Linked DNA regions of Mus musculus: region 1 is linked to region 2. Evidence: chromatin loops called from intact Hi-C (ENCODE). Cell type or tissue: heart. All regions are shown on one strand. Links, peaks and the distances in the headings refer to the core of each region. The heading gives the core; the rest is flanking DNA.

The links. A loop is a pair of places that touch in the nucleus more often than their neighbours do. Peaks named below come from ENCODE experiments on the same cell type or tissue, not always from the same donor. Only the 100,000 strongest peaks of a DNase experiment are listed, where the experiment ranks them.
Region 1: a loop joins it to region 2, with 2.6 times the contacts of the local background. A loop is called at or near these places in 9 of 42 quality-filtered maps.

Annotation. Positions count from the first base shown.
Region 1 is chr10:21,592,717-21,598,094 of GRCm38, reverse strand. It overlaps 1700020N01Rik (RIKEN cDNA 1700020N01 gene), which reads right to left and starts at 4,950. Exons shown (of 3, transcript NR_027968.1): 1 at 4,861-4,950; 2 at 4,523-4,763. In heart, for the core only: no CTCF peak of the experiment used is centred there; no DNase peak of the experiment used is centred there.
Region 2 is chr10:21,380,636-21,386,013 of GRCm38, reverse strand. It overlaps Aldh8a1 (aldehyde dehydrogenase 8 family, member A1), which reads right to left. Exons shown (of 7, transcript NM_178713.4): 2 at 5,037-5,184; 3 at 3,567-3,722; 4 at 1,229-1,378. Among named protein-coding and RNA genes, the nearest start is that of Aldh8a1, 6.0 kb to the right of the region's middle. In heart, for the core only: a CTCF peak has its summit at 2,901; no DNase peak of the experiment used is centred there; H3K27me3 peaks cover 1,441 bases.

The sequences.
Region 1 (5,378 bases), core at 298-5,297, 210 kb before region 2:
ATCCCTAATAGGTGCTGAGTGTTTGGGGAGGCTTAGGAGGTGTGGTCAAGGAGAAGGAAGTTCATCACTGGGGGCAGAGGGTTTTGAGGTTTAAGAGCCTCTCACCATCCCCAGTTTGCTCTCTCTGCTTCTTGTGGTTCAAGATGTGAGCTCCTGGCTGCTCCTCCTGCCATGGCTGCCTGCTGCCAAGTTTCTCCAACCTAATAGTGATGCCTCTGGAACTGTAATCAACCCCATAACCAACTCTTCTTTCTTTAAGTGGCCTTGGTCAAGGTGTTTTATCACAGTGACAGGAAAGTAACCGATACTGAAGGGGAGTCCAAGTCCACCTGTAATGAGTATGATCGAGGAGATAAAATATTACAATTAGCCCCTCTTTATTCACGAGTGTATCGACCATAAATAAAATCTTCTCTTGGGCTACTTCCAGAAGAAGAAACTGGATATGGGTTTTCTCCCTTCTCAATGGAGTACTAAGATTGTATCAAATCACTTAATGGCCAAAAAGACAAATACGATCTGTTCTCACATGCAGATCCTGGCTCTAACTTTTCTATAGGCTTAGGTTATGGGGGCGAGTGCGGATGCAGGGCATGAAAGTACACAGAGGTTATGGCAAGGGAGTGGAGAGTAGCAGAACTCATGGCACATGCATGTGGAAGGAATAATACCAGGGACACGAGGATGCAAGCACAGGCAGAAGGAGATGGTGGGAGGGAGGGAGGAACAGAGAGAATTGACTTAAAGTTATGTAGGAAACCTCAATTTTAAATATTGCGAGGGAGACTTTGTTTATGTGTTTAAAATTATCCAGGGACACTGTCAAGACTGTGCTTAGTTAACCTAATTTCAGCCCAGTCAGCCACTGAGACATGAACATCACAACCAACGCAGAGACCTTGTTGTATCTGAATCACTGAAAACCAGTGCGTGGCTGAGAAGGCTGGGTTGCGGGGCTCCAGTGGAGTTAGGAGTAAACCAGGTATAGCCCTTTTCTTTAAGGCTCCTTAATCTCTGATGTCACAGAGGGGTGGGCTCTACCTCACTCTGATGTTTACAATGCTGAACTCACAAACAGTGCACAGCCATGCCTAGAACGCACATTTAGCCTTGCTGAGAATCTAACAAATGAAAACTTCTCGATGGTGATGTGCTAAATGCATCCCAAACACATCAGCATTTTGCCTTCTTAAAGCACAAGTCTCCACTTAAGCAAAACAAACAAGACCGATAACAATCTAAACTAATGTTAGAATACAAATATTAAAGTTCTAGGTAATCTATTGTGAGATCAGTCAATAACACAAGGAAAGCTCATATCCTATGCTGGGGTAATTAACTCCCCCTAGTAAGTTTCCTGGGGGGAACTAGACATAGAAGAAACAAATACAACCAACAAGTTAAAAACACCCAAAGACCCCCATTGTCTCATTAGTGACCTCTCTGGCAGGCTGATGCTACCAGGTGGTGGTGGTGGTGGTGGTGGTGGTGGTGTCATTTTAGCTCTAAGGTATCTTCCCAACACACGAAGTTCAGAGCCTGAAAAGGCAGTCTCCAGAATGCTGACGTTTACTCTCACAGTAAGAGGAAAAGCTGAGCCTATGCTTTCAATGCTATGATCGTTCCTACAAATATCAGGCCTTTGAGCTCAGCCAACACATTTATAGTTCTGTTCCCCCCCCCACACACACCCAAGGTTTTGAGGATAGCAATGACTTTGATAGAGGGGAAACTGGAGTGGAATTCAATCTACTTTACTCACTATCCAGATACTCTCTCCCCCACACTTCACATGTGCATGTCTGTGAATTAAAACCAAGTCATAACACTGCCAACATCAGTATGGTGAAAGCCTTAATGGAATTTCCCAAGCATATTACATGATTTGTTCTCCTTTACTGTTATTGATATAATTTGCATTAATTATGCCTATGAAAACATGAATAATTAACAGGGGAAGATACAGTAAGGAGCAAGCATTCACAGTGGAAGAAAACCCCTACACCTACAGCAAGAAAAAGTTGTTTATTGGCTTTCTTTCTCTTTTTGTGTGTGTTATGTAGGCACAGAGTTGTGGAGGCCAGAGCATGTGTCTCATTCTGTCCTCTGCTTCATTCATTTTAGGCAGGCTCTGTTGCCCACCTGGAGCTCAGTATCCATCCAGTGCACTCCAGGGATCCTCTTGGCTCCACCCTCCCAGTACTGGGGTTACAGGTCCTTGTGACCATGCCTACCTTTTTACCTGGTGCTAGATATTTAAGCTCAGGTCCTTGTGCTCTGAATATAAGCAAGTTTCAGTTAAATGCTTTCCTTTATGAGAATTGCCATGGCCGTGGTGTCTCTTCACAGCAATAGAGCATTGACTAAGCCTGGGAATGTTGATTATTCCCTAAATGAAGGGACTAAAGCATTAGATGTTATCATACTAACATTCCCTTCACTGGGGTAACCTTGGGAGAGGCTTTTGAGAGACCAACAGTCGTAGCCAGGTCCAAAGTCCTTAGACACCAATGCTAACTAGACCAAATTAGATGTTGGACTGTCTGCCACCTTGTTGTTCTATCTAAGACACTAACTTTGAGGTGCCCACAAAAGGTGTCCCTTCCTGCATGGTGGTAAAAGTCAATTCTTTTCCTAAGCCACTTTCATATACTGAAAAGAACAGTACAAAGTTAAGTAAGCATTAAGTCATTGCATCAACAGGTCAATGAAAGCCAGAAATCCCAAGGGTGCATGTTTTGGAGACTGAAGGAATCCAGCCCAGCAGTCGCACACACAGTTAAGAAACCCCAAAGACTGAAAACCTTTGGATACTTGCAGCAGATCCAAGCTCAAAGGTTTCTTTCAGAAGCTGTGCCATATATACACTAAAGGCATCAGGAGGAGGGAATGTGGACTTCTAGCAAGCTTAGATCCCTCCATTCTTTCCAAGGAATCAGGAGACAGCATAGAATCTACCTTCCCCGGGTACTTTGGAGGGATGGAGGTAAACTGCACAACTGACTGCTGGGACAAGTCAGTTTCTAGAGAAACCAGAAGAGAGTAAGTGGTGACAGATGACACATAACCCTGGGGACCAGAGTCCTCCTGAAAGCACTGTGTATGCACATAACTCAAGCAGGACATCTCTCCTCAGCAGACAACTAAGGTAGAGTTCAACTTCTGATCACTGGCTTCAACAGGAAGTTATTACTACTAGTAACTATTTGTGATTCATGAGATGTCAAACAAAGCATGCATTTTCCAAACTCTAACTCTCTCTCTCTCTTCCACCGTGAAATCTCTGGTATTAAATGGGCTTGAAAGAGTCGACTCAAAAGGTTACTAGAAGTCCTATACTTATGAGGTATTTAGTCAATGTGCATTTTCACATGGTAAGCTCATTGAAAGCATCTTCTCTAGAGTTTCCGACATTTGTCAAGTATTTAAGGCATTACTGCTATGTGAAATCTGATATAAGTGAAGTGACCACTGAAGTATTTTCCAGTCACGCAACTGAAAGTTCGCCATATGGCCTTTCTTGTGTTGAGTGAGGTAGGATATATTGATGGAGGTTTTCATCTACTGCACATAAGGCTTTTCTCTGCTGTGAGTTTCCTTGTGTTATAAAAATGAGATGATTCCCCAAATTTATCACTTACACACATTTCTATGGTGTGGCCATTTCTCATATTTAACAATGGATGTTTTAGAGATTAAACTTTTACTAGAACTTTTCCATACCTGAGACCTTACCCCCACTGTGAAGTTAGAGGAGCCTAGCAGGTATGTATTTGAATTAGAAAGTTCTCCTACATCCATCATACTTAGAAGATTGTGATCCTTTGTGAAATCTCAGGTATAAAAGCTTGGAAGTATGCTAAATAATACACACACACACACACACACTCACTCACTAACACACACACAGAGGCTCTTTTTTGCTGTGAAACTGCTCATGCTGAACAAATTCATTTTTTGTGACTGAAAATTATTCCACATCTGTCCAGTGTATGGGCAAGTACGGGGCTCACTGAGCCCTTCTGTAACTTCTCTGATACTTGGGACTACAGCTCTCCACAAATGAAGACCAGCCTTTTCCCCTTTCAAAGATTATCTTATGACTCTACTGCAAATTTAACAAGAGTCTCCTAAATATTAGACATTCCACATGGCTACTATGCAGTGGGTTCTCCAGGCTGGATAACTGGTTAAATTTTTTATTTGATGCCTAACACTCTTACAGAGCTAAGCTTCAGGGTGTGAAGCATTTGTTGAAGATGCTCTGCTCACATCCTTCATCCTCCACATCAACCTCGGGAGCGAGCTTAGATTACCTACGCCATCATGCTTTGGTTAACAGGGAGTCCCTATTGGCATCTGTACTGGCTGGGTTTGTGTCAACTTGACACAGCTGGAGTTATCACAGAGAAAGTATTGAAGGGTAAGCTGAATAAACCCTTTCCTCCCCAACTGCTTCTTGGTCATGATGTTTGTGCAGGAATAGAAACCCTGACTAAGACAGCATCTATCGCTGGGGTACCTGGGAAGGATTTGGAAATCGGAAGTCCCAGGGACAGCACAAGCAAGAAATTCTCCAGCATCACGTTGTGGTACAGGAGCTTCTGAGTGTCATCGAGGAGACCCCACTCCTCTGCAGTGAAACGCAGGCACACGTCCTCCAGGCTCACACAGCTCTCGCCTTGGTTCCCACGGGCCTCCGCCATAGGATCAGCGCATACACTGGGGCCTAGCTGCTCAATGGGTTCTCAACCTCAGCCGCTCTGTGGAAGAGACGAGAGAAGAGGGCACACTGGGTATCCACGACACTACATCTCAGGACGACACACTGATCACCACCGAGGGACGCGGAGGACTCACCTGGGAGGTCACCTCCGTGGGGTCACACGGCCACACGCTGCAGAAGCCACCCCACCGACAGACCTCGGGCCCTACTTCCAGAACGCAGCCAAAGCCCTTGCTTTAACGAACTTTCTGTGGTGATGTCACCGAAAATTCCGCCCTGGAAGTCCCGCCCCTCCCCTGCCGCAGTGTGTTGTAAACCCCGGAGTATCAGCCATGTTTGCATGAGGCTTTAGGGAAAGCCGACTGCAGACATTACAAAGCCCAGAGAAGTCTCAGCTTCAAGTCCAGTCATGTCCATACTAGTTGTTGGTTATCTGAGAGGGTTGATACGTATAATCATACTAATTTTGGAAGCAATATTTCATACACTGCGATATCAGAAACTATCCACTTTTTAGAAAACGCCGATTGCCTTGGCTAGACCCTTGGCTAGGATATTGTTCATTAATATGAAGTGCTTTCTATTTTTATTTCGTACTCTCATTGATTCTATAAGTGAATGGGACTAAGTGTGATATTTCCATACGTACCCG
Region 2 (5,378 bases), core at 174-5,173:
GTTCTGCAGGACGATTGATCACGTTTGTAGAAACGCTCAAGGCTACACGAGTAAACACCCAGGATGTACTGCCACTTTGATTTACCCTTCACACTCACGCCCTTCAAGGTTTCTCCTGCGGTGTAGAAAAGTAGAATTTCATATGTATGACTCACACATCAATCCAATCCCAATGTATAACCAAGGGCAGTTTGAGCAGCAGTGTGGTGTTCATTAGGGGAAAAACTGGGTGCTGCCAGCCCAGGGAGAAGAGGAGGTTGCCTTGTAGTGATGACTAGGAAATGAAAGCAATGGTAAGCAAACCACAGAAAATGGAAAATCCTTATGATGAGGGAGGGAGACACACACACACACACACACACACACACAGAGAGAGAGAGAGAGAGAGAGAGAGAGAGAGAGAGAGAGAGAGAGAGAGAGAGGGAGGGAGAAAGAGAGAGAAAGAGTTATCCTTGCTGCACATTCCATTCTGTGGAGGCAGAAGCACCCAGCAGTGCCTCCCCTGTGTCAAAAGGCAGTAGGCACACCACACGCTGACACAGACAGAAGGCTGATAAGTCCTTCCCCACTACCAAGGCATCTTTTCCATCCTAGCTGTATGGGTTCATAAGCTGAAGATGCTGACAGAAGCATCACTTGCTGGGGTTTAAATACCAGGGCAACATCAGGCTTCTCAATGAAGAGTTATATCCCACCTGAAACCAGGAAGTCCACCTAGGTGTGGACATTAGACCGTTAGCTGAGAGCGGATGGGGAGCAAATGGTGGGTACTGATAAGAAGTTCTGTCCCATCCACTTCTGTGTGGTTCCAAAACAGGAAGAAACTGGGGATGGATATTTAAACCTCTTGAAAATGGCTGAATCTATTAAGCATAGTTCCACTACACTAACTCTAGGAATACCCAACTTCCAAGGCTGACTGGTAGCTCAAACTTAAATTTCAAGTGACTTGATGATACTATCTTGAACTAGTCGGTGCCTTTGATGTGACCTCTAAGCCTGCAATATTTACTACAATGCTCTCAGCCTATGGGGTGATGCTGTTCCATGGTGACACCCCTATGGGGTTAATAGAAGAGAACCCTGCTGTGGATGAAGGCATACCTAGGAAGTATCAGGCTTACAAAATGGCAAGACAGCACTGGAGTCAATTTAGCTTTGGGTGAAGATTGCTTCTAACAAGTGTGCCCTCGCTCTGAGTCTTCTCCCTGTCCCCACATCCTGTTACCTGCTTTATCCAAGAGTTTACAAAACATCCAGGCAGTCACAGAAGTCATCTCACTGGGCTTGGCTATCACGGTATTCCCAGCAGCGATGGCCGGAGCTATCTTCCAGGTCAGCAGGTAGAGTGGTAAATTCCAAGGGCTGATCAAACCAGCTACAGGGTAAGAAGAAAAGCACAGTTCTCATCTGCCTCAGAGACAGACAGCTGGGTGGCATTCCTCACACAATTCTGTCCTGCTCAGAAAACCCAAACTTCACTTTAAGCCAACCTGGCAAGTTATTCTCAAACACCTTGCAAGCAATTCACCCCATACAACAGCAAAGTCGATACATTTTCTATCCTCTTCATAAGCTACAGTTATAATTAGGAGCCAAGACAATATGAACTGCAGGGCTGAAGGCTGCCAGTAGCTTGCCAATGTGTTCGGAATAGAATGCATATTGAAACCTGTAGCCTGATCTTTCCTTTTTAAAGAAAGCCTTCTCACAGGGCAGAATTAAGCTGTTTAGCTGCTGTTTTCTGCTGGGCTCCCCCACCTCTGTCTCTAGCCTCCTGACACTAAGACATTAAAGCTCAGACATTGCTGAATTATGCATTCAACAGGCACAAAATAATTGTGACTATTCGACTAGGGACTGGCCAATGGTTACGTTGATGGACTCTGACATACAGACTAGAAAATCCTCCCTGGCAATTGAGGAGGTCGAAAATAAAATCCAATATAGCAATCTTTGGACTTTGTGACACAAAATTATGATCTACCAAGTTTATACTCAAGAACCAGGCAATCAGTTTACTTTAAAATGACCCAAAGGGGCCAGGCAGTGGTGGCACACGCCTTTAATCTCAGCACTTGGGAGGCAGAGGCAAGTGGATTTCTGAGTTCGAGGCTAGCCTGGTCTACAGGACAGCCGGAGCTATACAAAGAAACCCTGTCTTGAGCCCCCTCCCCCAAATGACCCAAAGGATCTCATGATGTTATAAATAACTTACAATTTTGTATATTATGCCCATTCACAGCTATCTTGAACCACAAGTTGGAAATGGCTGAATGTATCTCACTGAAGTATTTTTAAAAAGATTTATTTATTTATTTAATGTATATGAGTGCTGTATCTGCATGTACACTTGTGTACCAGAAGGGGCATCGGATCCCATTACAGATGGTTGTGAGCTGCCATGTGGTTACTGGGTATTGAATTCAGCACCTCTAGAAGAACAGCCAGCACTCTTAATCACTGAGTTATCTCTCAGCCCCCTCTATGAAATATTCTCAAAGTGTCCAGTTTCTATCCTTAGCCTACACAAATATGAGGTCTCCCTTATGATTTGAAAAATAGATTTATTCTATTTTATATTTTTGCCCTGTGGAAATAAGTATATTTTATTATACTAGATTTCCCAAAGAAAAATCTGGTCTTTCAGAGTAACAAAATATATTCACAACAAAACATGTTCAGATGCTTCTTAGTAAATTAAAACTTCCCATGATGCCTTGGGAAATAATTTCTAGCAGGTTCAGAGAATCAAGAGAGTGAAATGTTTCATTTGCTTTCTTTTTGTAATCTGAATATTTGAGAAGAAAGGTGGTGTTTCTTCCCAGGGGAAATAGCGACATCTGCTGATTATAGTTATTTCGGACACTTAAAAGACAACAGCAATATCTACTGATTAGATTTAGCCATTTCGGGCGCTTAAAGGACACCAGCGACATCTACTGATTATACTTAGTCATTTCAGACACTTAAAGGATGAGGCAAATAAAATAATAACTTGGTTAACGCTTATTTACTAGACAACTGACCTTACTTGAAGGGCCACATACTTATTTATTGGGTTCTTTTTTTTTTTTTTTTTTAAGACAGGGTCTTGTGTCGTCCAGGCTGACTCCAGACTCACTATGCAGCCAAGGATAGATAACCTGGTACTTCTGATCTTCCTGCCTCCCCTAGCTTACTAATTTACTCAAATTTCTTATCTTAATGAATCATATAAATATGAAAGAGAACGAACGTCCCAGTTTTCAGAGTTCTGAAGTGTGCAGAGAATGCAACCCTGACGCCTAAACAGTGGCACTGTCTGGATTTGATGTTTTCTTATTCTGTTTACAAGCAAGAAAGCACTCCCGACATGCCCTCCTGCTATGATCTCCCAGGATGAAGTTTCTGCAAAAGGGAGACTTTGACACATTGAGAATGAACTAGATTCATTTTTAAAGCCAACGAATTTTCAGCAAAAGTAGAAAAACCGACCCCTTGTGTTTCCTTAGTCTGGCCCCTAGTAGTCAGTGCCTAGAATTTTCCGAACTTTCTGATACAGGTTCTCTTTGGATGCCACCTACCAATTCCCACCGGGGTGCGAACGGTGTAATGCATACAGCCCAGGTGGCTCATCTGTGTGCACTCCGATACGTGGTGCAGGTTGGAGGAAGCGAAGAACCGGAAGTTCAGAACAGACCGAGGAATGTCCATGGTCCTTGCCAGCGTGAGGGTTTTCCCTGTGGAAAATGAACAACATAAAATGCTGCCTGTGTGTTTCACGTGGAGTCGTCTGACCCTACGCTCAATACCAGCCCGCCCGAGGCACTTCTTCACCGCACTTGCATGGATCGAGTGATGAAATATTTGGGCGTGAGGTTGAGGTGGAGGTGGGTTTAAAATAGAGCTAGATCGTCTCTGTGAACACCTCAAGCTTTCATCATGAATGTACCAGATGCCACCGTTCCACACACACGGGCGTTAGCAGCTTTGAAACGACGGGGTTGGAAAATGACTGTGTGTGTCCTTAAACAGCCTCCAAACACACAGAAGCCATCAAAAGGCCCGGTTGAGAACACAGCACAGGATGCTGGGTTCCGCATGGAGTAGGAGGGTCCTTTCTTGAGCTTCTCCCAGGTGACCCTCAGTGATGAAATACAACCACCCACACAAGAACACGAAAAAAAGAAAAATTGACCTTTCCTTTCCTTTCCTTTCCTTTCCTTTCCTTTTTTCTTCTTTCCTTTGTGTGGGTCAGGTGTGGGGAGAGTGGGAAGGGGAGTCAGGCTATCACTGTAAGCCTGGCTGCCAGGATTTACAATCCTCCTGCCTCAGCAACCTGAGCAATGTGATGTCAGGCAAGCATCACCACACGGACTTTGAAGAAATCTGCTCTAAGGGCCTGTCACCGGATTCCTAACTTTAGGTTGGCTAATGGCAGGCATATTTCAATACTGCATGACTTTTCCTAAAGACATTATGAAATTAATGGGTATCCACGCTATCCCTCTGTCCTTTGGGAGGGAGAGAAAATGTGGGCTGAAATGCTGAAACACAACAGAAGCCAAGCTGCTCTTCACACTGTCTGTACTCGGGAACCTCTGACTAGAGCAGTGGATTGCATGGCCACCCCTAGGTCCTCCTGTCTCCCCAGTCCATACTTTGCTGTAGACTCTTGTAGCTCCTTCCACCAAATAGGCAGAGTGTATTCTCCCACCATGTCGCTTTGGGATCAGCCCCTGACTTATTGCAGTGGGGCAGAGCATATCAGCCACAAGACTTGGCCTTCTTCTCATGCTTTCGCCTCCATCTCTGCTATTGCCTTGAGAAGCAAGCGTGTAAGCTGCCTGGGCACCTCAGACAGGATGACATGACCAACTTGCCTCAAGTGCGATCCATTTCAGTAAAAGGCAGAGATTATTTGACAAACTGGAATGGGGGTTCAGGGAGCCAGCTTTCATAAGCATCTGGTAAGACACACCTGTGCTCAAACCCAACCCCTGTTGGTGAAAGATCTTGGAGGGCAGACAGACCCTGCCAGAGATGCCCGTCACCTTGGTCTTTAGATTCTGCCTGAGCTAACTCCTCCAGAGACTGCTCCAGTACATCAGCCAGCCTGTTCAGGACGAGAGAACGTTCCTGGGGACTCCGGGATGACCAGGCAGGGAAGGCCTCTCTGGCAGCCTCCACGGCAGCTTCAATCTTTGAGGAGCAAAACAGAGATGGTCACGTTAGCACTGTGGTTTCTGAGGGACTAGCAGCATTCAAAGTCCGTGGCTCACTTCAAACCTGATGACCATTCTGCTCAATTTCAAGGATTCAACATGTTCTAGTGCTAAAACTACATACAAAATAGACGACACGGCAGTGCTCGTGGAACCAACAAATAGGATTAA